Regions from separate parts of the Homo sapiens genome. Here all the other regions are linked to region 1. A link is a contact called in ENCODE Hi-C or POLR2A ChIA-PET data. All regions are on one chromosome and are shown on one strand. Each heading gives the region's core, a stretch centred on a gene start or an enhancer-like site at or near the end of the contact. The rest is flanking DNA. Distances are from core to core; before and after follow the strand shown.

The links. Hi-C counts contacts between places; a loop is a spot of excess contacts on that map. ChIA-PET counts read pairs that join two places held with the same protein, here RNA polymerase II (POLR2A). Pooled maps may share reads with other maps.
Region 2: POLR2A ChIA-PET joins it to region 1 with 10 read pairs in T-cell. The contact joins the promoter of EIF6 here to the enhancer-like site in region 1. POLR2A ChIA-PET finds 5 or more read pairs at or near these places in 2 of 52 experiments (Panc1 and T-cell).
Region 3: a loop to region 1 is called in a pooled map, with 11 times the contacts of the local background. The contact joins the promoter of PIGU here to the enhancer-like site in region 1. A Hi-C loop is called at or near these places in 2 of 50 pooled maps. POLR2A ChIA-PET finds 5 or more read pairs at or near these places in 2 of 52 experiments (activated CD4-positive, alpha-beta T cell and endothelial cell of umbilical vein).

Annotation. Positions count from the first base shown.
Region 1 is chr20:33,553,434-33,556,522 of GRCh38, reverse strand. All of the region lies in intron 1 of CBFA2T2 (CBFA2/RUNX1 partner transcriptional co-repressor 2), which reads right to left. Among named protein-coding and RNA genes, the nearest start is that of CBFA2T2, 65 kb to the right of the region's middle. RefSeq lists an enhancer at 1,184-1,343. Within about 2 kb of position 1,407, at least 13 of the 41 ENCODE cell types and tissues checked have a DNase peak (open chromatin) inside an H3K27ac peak, as active enhancers do; they include Panc1, where a contact is called at or near this core.
Region 2 is chr20:35,282,933-35,286,021 of GRCh38, reverse strand. It overlaps EIF6 (eukaryotic translation initiation factor 6), which reads left to right and starts at 1,250. Exons shown (of 7, transcript NM_002212.4): 1 at 1,250-1,296; 2 at 1,530-1,641; 3 at 1,761-1,846. The coding sequence starts at 1,535. It overlaps FAM83C (family with sequence similarity 83 member C), which reads left to right. Exons shown (of 4, transcript NM_178468.6): 4 at 1-291. FAM83C-AS1 (FAM83C antisense RNA 1) reads right to left here and starts at 771. Exons shown (of 2, transcript NR_109815.1): 1 at 707-771; 2 at 250-552. RefSeq lists an enhancer at 688-1,238 and a silencer at 1,331-1,520.
Region 3 is chr20:34,675,642-34,678,730 of GRCh38, reverse strand. PIGU (phosphatidylinositol glycan anchor biosynthesis class U) reads left to right here and starts at 1,639. Exons shown (of 12, transcript NM_080476.5): 1 at 1,639-1,775. The coding sequence starts at 1,646. RefSeq lists enhancers at 399-1,284, 1,285-2,171 and silencers at 1,570-1,679, 1,920-2,019.

The sequences.
Region 1 (3,089 bases), core at 158-2,657:
CATCTCTAAATATACCCAACAAATTACTTATTAATCACAAAGAGGATAGTAATTTTTGCAGTGGAGTAACCTGGCAGACATGACCTTAATACAATGATTAACCAATCACTAATATTGAGACACACTGATTATGTGCCTCCTTAAATGAGGCATTAAGGAGAATACATCCCTTCTATAGTATTCCAGCCTGAAATTCGTAACATTAATGTAATCATAAGGTAACGGCAACGAAACCCAAACTAAGTACAGAACAACTGGTCTGTATTCAAAATTGGAATGGTCAAGAAAAGAAAAGTACCAGGAGGGGAGAAGAGGAGGCAGGCAGGCTGAAGAACTGTTTTAGAATAAGAAAAATTAAAGAGCCGCAGTGGCTCACATTTGTAATCCCAAAACTTTGGGAGGCCAAGGAAGGTGGCTTACTTAAGGTAAGGAGTTCGAGACCAGCCGGAGCAACGTAGTGAGACTCCATCTCTACAAAAAGTAAAAAAAATTAGCCAGGCATAATGGCATGTGCCTATATTCCCAAGTATTCAGGAGGCTGAGGTTGGGGGATTGCCTGAGTCCAGGAGGTCAAGGCTGCAGTGAGCCATTATTGCACCACTGCACCCTAGCCTGGGCACCAGAATGAGACCCTGTCTCTAAGAAAGAAGAAAAAAGGAAAGAGGAAAGGGGAAAGGCAAGGAAGAAAGAGACATGCCAGTTAAATTCAGTGTGTGATGACAGACTGAATTGGATTGAGGTATAAGAGCTATAAAAGACATTATTGAAATAATTTATAAAACCTGAATATAGTCTGTGAATCAGGTTAATAGTATGGTATCATTATTACATTTTCTGATTTTGATAATTGTACTGTGGTTATGTGTGGTTATGTAAGAAAATGCCTTTGATTTCAGGAAATATGCATTTAAGTATTTAGGGATAAAAGGGCATATTTCCACTTTCAGAGTGGTTCAGGAAAAAAACTGTACCTCCAAAATACACACAATGATAAAGCAATTGGAGTAAAATGTAAACAACTTATAGAAAGTTGCAAGAACTCCTAAGTATTTTACTGTATCAAAAACAAAACAAAACAAAAAACAGAAAACAAGTCCCATCCATGACAAAAAAGTGTGAAGACACTCTTGTGGGTATTAAGTGAACATGTGTGTCAGTCCATGATCTAATGATCCCATTCATGACGGTCTCTTCTTTGGTTTCTTACTCTGATGATGACAACTACATGCCATTTTAATGTTTTTTTTTTTTTAAATTGGGCAGCCATTAGGCTGAGACAGCTGGCTCCAGTGCCTAGTAAGCAAACTGAAGCCCAATGTAAACATAAAATGAAACTTAAGCTTAACCAATCAAAAACAAACCTCTAACTAGGGACTTTCCACTGGATCATATCCAAATAAGGCAAGTGCCTAGCTACAGCCAATCAAGTAATTCCTTTACTTTGCTACAGCGTTCAGCCTATAAAAGCCTGCTTCTAAAGCAGAGCTCTCTGAACTTCTTCCAGTTTTGAATGCTGCCTGAATCCTTTAATGCTCACCTAAATTCTGCTAAATGTCTGTCTAAAGTTTTTATTTAAACAATTCTGAACATTTTTAAGTTGTTATTTTTTCTTATGTAATATTCATTTTAATACCTATAATGGGTACTCTGACATTCAATCTAAATTAATAGAAAACAGAAAAATAATTCTACAAATACACTTGAGATGCAGACATCTGAGTTTGATTTATCAGATCAAATCTCTCATCTAGCACATAAAAATGATTCTAGACTTTCAAACAACGTTAAAAAAGAAAAACAGCCAGGCGCAGTGGCTCACACCTGTAACCCCAGCAATTTGGGAGGCTGAGATCACTCCACTGCACTCCAACCTGGACAACAAAAGCGAAACTCCATCTCAAAAAAAAAAAAAAAAAAAAAAAGAAAAGAAAAAGGAAAAGGAAAGAAAAGAAAAGAAAAGAAAAAAGAAAAATAGGCCGGGCGCAGTGGCTCACCCCTGTAACCCCAGCAATTTAGGAGGCTGAGGTGGGCAGATCACTTGAGGTCAGGAGTTCGAGAACAGCCTGGTCAACATGGTGAAACCCCGTCTCTACTAAAAATACAAAACCTAGCTGGGCCAGGTGGCACAAGCCTGTAATCCCACTCAGGAGACTGAGGCAGGAGAATCACTTGAACCCAGGAGGCGAAGGCTGCAGTGAGCTGAGATCATGCCTCTGCACTCCAGCTTGGGTGACAGAGCAACACTGTCTGAAAAAAAAAAAAAAAAAGAAAAAAGTAAGAAAAATAAACACTGGTGCTTATAGTGAATTTGCTTTTCATTGTAATAACTCCTTACTTGCACAGAAGTTCTGCAAACAGCAACCTGGAATGTTTCTTCATCTGTCACTTAAGAACAAAATAATATTATATGGTATTTCAAGCATCAGGTTGCAAAAATAGTCTTTTTTGAAAATGAAACGCATTGTAAAATTTCAATCTACATTTTAATCTATCCCAAAACCAAACCAATCTTTTTATTTTAACATCAATATCAAGAATCATGTTTTACTTAAATACAAATGTAAAGTTAACAAAAGCATATGCCTACTAGTAAACTGGAGAAACTAAAAATATATAATTAATATATTTAAGATTGTATTTTACATTACTTTAAGATCAGACTTTTTAAAAATCACCTCTTTAACATCTACCATACAAAAATAAAATCATTTTTCAAAAAACCCTAAGAGGGGATTTGCAAGATTGCATAACAAGGGCTTTCAAGTCCAACAAGATCAGGGGATGATGATTTATAGTAGAAGTCAGCAAACTTATAGCCTGCTTAGCGTTTTAGTAAACAAAGTTTCACTGGAAAAGGACCATGCCCATTCCTTTACATATTGTCTATCTATGGCTGCTTTCCTGCCGCATTAGCAGGGTTGGGACAGAGATCGTGTGGCCCACAAAGCCAAAAACGGTCACTATATGACCCTTTACAAAAAACTAAACTCTGGCTGGGCATGGTGGCTCACGCCTGTAATCCCAGCACTTTGGGAGGCTGAGGCTGGTAGATTACTTGAGGTCAGGAGTTCGAGACCAGCCTGACCAAT
Region 2 (3,089 bases), core at 1-2,500, 1.7 Mb before region 1:
GATGCCCTAAAGAGGACTGAGTGGGTCTGAGGTGAATGAGTGAGGAAGAGCAGAGTATGTGGATACCCGGAAACACACACACACACACATCATCATTATCATCATCATCATTGTCGTCGTCATCATCTTGCTGAGTCATCATCATCATCATCATCATTGTCGTCGTCATCATCTTGCTGAGTGTCTCTTGAAGTACAGGCTGTGACAGGTTGTGGGCCATTTTCCTGAACTCACCACTTACCCGGGATAGTAAACATGATACACATCAATAAAGGCAGACTTTATTGTGAATCACAGCGCCTGGTGTATCCTGAACTTTGAGGAGTTATGGGAGGGACACGTTGGGGGAATGGGAAGGGCACCATTCAGGCCAATTATGGGGAAACCCCTGGAGGAGGGTGAATGCCGAAGGAGGAATTGGGGGAGTCCAGGGGCTCCAAGTTACCACTGTGACATTTTGAGAGAACCCGGGGCTTTTGCAGATTCTACAAAATGTGGGCCAAGTTCATCCTGTCCAAGTGTGCAGCAGGGCCCTTGGCCCCCATCACTATCCTGGGGACAGAAGTTGGCTGCTGAGTGAGTGATAGAGGCCGTGCGAGAGGCACATCGTGGAAGCCAACCAGCACCCACATCCTTGCCCACCCTGGACCCCTTTCCAGCCTTTTCCTGAGCCCCTGCTTCCTCAGTCCTCCCCTCTCTCCAGCACCTGCAGCCTGGCTGCCTTTCCGTCTCTGGCTGCGCTCTTTCTCCAGCCTCGGTCTGGCCGCACTTCTGCCTCCTGGAACTCTCTCCATGGGTAGCCTCTTCTAGTCCACCCGTCTTCAGCCCCTCATCTCATTCGTCAGCACTCCACTCCCCTGCTGGGCTCCAGACATGGACTTCTGTCCCTCAAGGCACAGCTGGACTCATCCCTTTCCCCAAACCTGCCCTTCCTCCGGCTTCATTTCCATCAATACCTCCATCATCAACCCTTCCGCGAGACACTCCTGGCCCCTCCTCTCCCTCATGCCTCACAACCGACCAGCCGGAGGTCTAGGTCGATGACAGCTCCTAAAAAGCTCCTGAATGAATAATGAATGAATGAACGCGAGCAGGCTAGGCGTGGGGCCAGGCGGGGTCGCGCCCAGACCGCTCGCGACCATAGAGTCCGCCGGAGGCCGGAGGTAGAGGGGCTGGATGCGTGGCGGGGAGCGCCGGGCTCTCCCGGAAGTCTCCCTGGACGGAAGTGGAAACGGAAACCTTTTTAGGGAGTCCAAGGTACAGTCGCCGCGTGCGGAGCTTGTTACTGGTTACTTGGTAAGCTGGTGTGAGGGGAACCTGGGAGGGTCAGCTCCGGTCCTGGGTCGGGAGGGGTGGGGGCCAGAGGATTCAGGGCCGGAGGTTCTGGTGGGGGCCCAGTGGGCGGGACCCGAGGACGGAGGGGCCGGGAGGCCGAGAGGGGCGGGGTCGCGGCGGGGCCTGAGGGACGGAGGCCGGGATACTTGGGAAAGGATCCGCCGGCCTTGAACTCCCGCCTCCGCCGCCCCTAGGCCTCATGGCGGTCCGAGCTTCGTTCGAGAACAACTGTGAGATCGGCTGCTTTGCCAAGCTCACCAACACCTACTGTCTGGTAGCGATCGGAGGCTCAGAGAACTTCTACAGGTGCGGCGGGAGCCCCGGGGCTTACGGTGGCGGGGAGGCGTGCGCAGGAGTCAAGAGCTCCGGCAGTGGGAGGGTGCCGGCCCCTCTGCCCCGCCACCACCGAGTCCATGTCCCTACAGTGTGTTCGAGGGCGAGCTCTCCGATACCATCCCCGTGGTGCACGCGTCTATCGCCGGCTGCCGCATCATCGGGCGCATGTGTGTGGGTAAGGCAGGTGGAGGACGCCGAGGGAGGGAGTGGTCTCCAAGCACCATTAATTACACCCCCGGAGGGAACCCGGAGTGACCTAGGGATTCCCAGGGTATCATCTGTTATCTCTGGGCACTATAGAATCTCTCAGGCCAAGCGTCAGGAGATCGGGGCAACCCTCTAGCAAAGGCTGCTGGATAATAGTAATAACAAATAATGTAAAGTGCTTTCACTCCTGTTCTCATTCCTTCGTCACAAAGACACTAGAAGGTAGGAGTTACTGGCCTAACTTGACTGATGAGGAAGTTGAGACTTGACCTAAGTGACTCAGTAAGTTCCACACCTAGTTCCTAGTGTTGGAGAAGGATTTTTCTCTTTTTTTTTTTTTTTTGAGGCCAGATTTTTGCTCTTTCGCCCAGGCTGGAGTGCAGTGGCAAGATCACAGCTGTCTGCATCCTCAACTTCTTAGGCTCAAGTGATCCTCCCACCTCAGCCTACCAGGTAGCTAGGGCCACAGGCACGTGCCACCACACCTGGCTAATTTTTACATTTTTGGTAGAGACGCGGCCTCCCTGTGTTGCCCAGCCTGGCCTTGATCTCCTGGGCTCAAGTGATCTTCTTACCTTGGTCTCTTAAAGTGTTGGGATTATAGGCGAGAGCCACTATACCCAGCCGAGGATTTGTATCTCATCTCTCCCTGCCACTGACTGGGCAAGGTGCTTTCTCTTTCTAAGCATCCATTTCTGTCTCTGTAAAGATTAGCTAAGATATGCGGTCTTCCTGCTCAGTTACGTTGGAATCTTAAATTCCCTTTACCACATCTCTACCCTACCTTCCTACCTGTCAGCACTGTTAATTCTGGTCGTTGGTCCTTTCCTTTTTATTATTATTATTATTTTTTTTTGAGATGGAGTTTTCGCTCTTGTTGCCCAGGCTGGAGTGCAATGGCACGATCTTGGCTCACTGCAACACTCTCTTCAAGTGATTCTCCTGCCTCAGCCTCCCAAGTAGCTGGGATTACAGGCGCATCCCGCCACACCCGGCTAATTTTTTTGTATTTTTAGTAGAGATGGAGTTTCACCATGTTGGCCAGGCTGGTCTTGAACTCCTGACCTCAGGTGATCCTCCCACCTCGGCCTCCCAAAGTGCTGGGATTACAGGCGTGAGCCACTGCGCCCGGCCGGTCCTTTCATTAAGCTGGATCTGTCTTCCATTACTGCTGCCCATTGTTTCTTAGTTCTGCTCATTGAGGTCACTTT
Region 3 (3,089 bases), core at 390-2,889, 1.1 Mb before region 1:
GGAAACTGAACACCACCATTTGGGAAGAGAAAGAGATAGTATTTGCTGTACTGATACAGCGGTGGTAAATAATCTCAAAAGCACATATAAAAAAAAGTGTAGTAAAATAATTAGAAAGTGACGTGTTGAATATGTATTCCGTTGTTTTCAATATAAGTTATTTAACTGTAGGTTTATATGTCTTAATTTTCAAAAATGCCTGTGTTTAAAAGCGACTGGCAAAATTTCTAAGCCTTCCGGCCAGGCACGATGACACAAGCCTGTAATCCCAGCACTTTGGGAGGCCGAGGCAGGCAGGTGGATCGCCTGAAGTCTGGAGTTCGAGACCAGCCTGACCAACATAGAGAAACCCTGTCTCTACTAAAATTACAAAAAATTAGCCGGGCGTGATGGCGCATGCATGTAATCCCAGCTACTCGGGAGGCTGAGGCAGGAGAATCGCTTGAACCTGGGAGTCGGAGGTTGCAGTGAGCTGAGATCGCGCCATTGCACTCCAACCCGGGCAATAAGAGCGAAACTCCGTTTCCAAAACAAAAAAAAAATTTCTAAGCCTTCCTCAACTGTCCCTAGTTAGCCTATAATCAGCACATTTTTCAGCACACAAGGGTTAAGCGACTTGTTGAACTAGCTAATAAATCAGTCTACTACTCCAAAACGCATCTGTAGAACCTAACATAGTGCCTGGAAAATAGTTGGCGTTTAACAAACAACTGCCAGAATAAATTTTTTAAAAAATACACATTTAACACTCTTTAAAAACATAAAAGGTACCAGCCTGGGCAACATGGCGAAACCCCGTCTCTACTAAAAGTACAAAAACTTAGCCGGGTGTGGTGGCGCGCACCTGTGGTCCCAGCTACTCTGGAGCCCGGGAGGTCCAGGCTGCAGTGAGCTGAGATTGCGCCACTGCACTCCAGCCTGGGCGACGGCACTGAGACCCTGTCTCAAAAACAAAAAACATAAACATTTTGGGCAGGGTGCGGTGGCTCACGCCTGTAATCCCAGCATTTTGGGAAGCCGAGGCGGGCGGATCACCTGAGGTCAGGAGTTCGAGACCAACCTGGCCAACATGGTGAAACCCCATCTCTACTAAAAATACAAAAAAAAAAAAAAAAAAAAAATAGCCGCGCGTGGTGGTGGGCGCCTGTCATCCCAGCTACCCAGGAGGCGGAAGTTGCAGTGAGCCAAGATCGCGCCACTGCACTCCAGCCGGACGACAGAGCGAGACTCCGTCTCAAAAAAAATAAAAATAAAAATAAAAATAAACATTTTGGCATTGAAAACATACACGCAAGAGTGAATTTAACATCTGTTTAAAAGTCTCTCACAATCCCAGGAAGGCGACTACTTCCGCTTCTACTTTCAGCAGCGTTTCAGCCCCGCTATAGCGGCGCGGCTTCACAAAACACCTGCGATCGTAGAAGGTTTCGCCCCACCTTCTGCATACGCAGCTTGAGGCGCCCGCTTTCCGTCGCTCCGGCCCGCCTCGCCGCAAGGCTTTCTGGGAGCCGTAGTCCCCACGTCTGGCCTCTCCGGCGCCAGCGGCAGCGCGCGCCCACCCGCGGAACTACAGAGCGTGGCGCACAGCGCGCGAGGCTCCTCCGCCTCGCCTTCCCTCCCCGCCCGCGCGCCCGCCCCAGTTATCATGGCGGCTCCCTTGGTCCTGGTGCTGGTGGTGGCTGTGACAGTGCGGGCGGCCTTGTTCCGCTCCAGTCTGGCCGAGTTCATTTCCGAGCGGGTGGAGGTGGTGTCCCCACTGAGCTCTTGGAAGAGAGGTGAGGCCACTGGCTCGAGCAGACTGTCAGGCCCCACCTGCCCTCCCGCGGCCTCTGTGAATGGGAGGCGGGGGCAGTGACCGCCAGCGCGCGGTTCCTAGAGAACTAACTGACTGTCTCGTGGGGTTCTTGGAGAGGGCGGGGCCTGAGGGCGGGGCTGGTGAGGGGAGGGGGCGTGGGGACCGGGGCGTGGGGACAGTGTCGTGAGGTTTGGGCCCTGGGGGCCGGACCACCTAGTGGTGGGGATCTGAGGGGGCGTGTCCCATTCAGTGTCCTGAGCCGAGGAGTGTGGTCTGTGGGAAGGGTTGGAATAAGAGGAGGAGGTGCTTGTGGAGCGCGGCTTGCAGAGGAGTTTGGGATTTGGGGCGGGATCGCCAGGGGTGCTCCCTGGGATAAAAGGTTATGTGTGAGGGGGTCCGGGATGAGGGGACCAATTTTGCTTAAGCGAGGAGAGTGTGCGTGTGCTTTAGACGTCTCTTCTCAGTCTGGGACTTGCAGGGCAATTTTTGTTACTGTTCCTTACTAAGTTCTTCACCGAACATTGTTTTATACTAACGCCTACAGCGAGAAAGCGAAGTTGGCCTGAAGTAGCTGCACAGGCTAGTGAGGGAGACAAATCGTTATAATAATTCATGAAAAGTATACTTTATGTGTCCACCCAGTTCCTTCCTTAGTATTCTGACCCTGAATAAACTATCCCCTACCTTTCCAGTTTTCCAGAATGTGGGATTTGAGCTGACTCTTGAAGGATGTAGGGTTTTGAAAGGGAGATTAGAGAAAAGGAGAGTTCCAGGTAGCAGAAAGTAAATAGGATGAAGAAACGTTCAAGGATGTGAAATGTCCAAAGCAGGGGAGTAATGGGGTGGAAGCTAGGTTTAGGCCAGAGTTTGATGATTAAAAAAAAACAAACAACTTTTTTTTTTTTTTTTTTACTGAAGTACAGTATACATACAATGCATATTAAGTAAGTGTAGAGTTCAATGAATTTTTAAAAACTGTATTCACTCATGTAGCCAGCACCTAGTTCAAGAAACAGTATCAGCACCCCAGAAGTCCCCTTTGTGTCCTTTAAATGCTAAAGTTTTTTTGTTTTTGTTTTTGTTTTTTGTTTAGAGACAGGGTCTTTCTATGTTGCCCAGGCTGGTCTGGAACTCCTGGACTCAAGCAGTCTCACTTGGCCTCCCAAAGTGCTGGGATTTCAGGCGTGAGCCATGGCACCTGGCCAAGGCTAACGTTTTGATGTTATCCCATAGAATGTTGGTATGGGGAACGGCATAATGAATGGGTGTTTTATGAATAGAGTTAAGGTTTCTA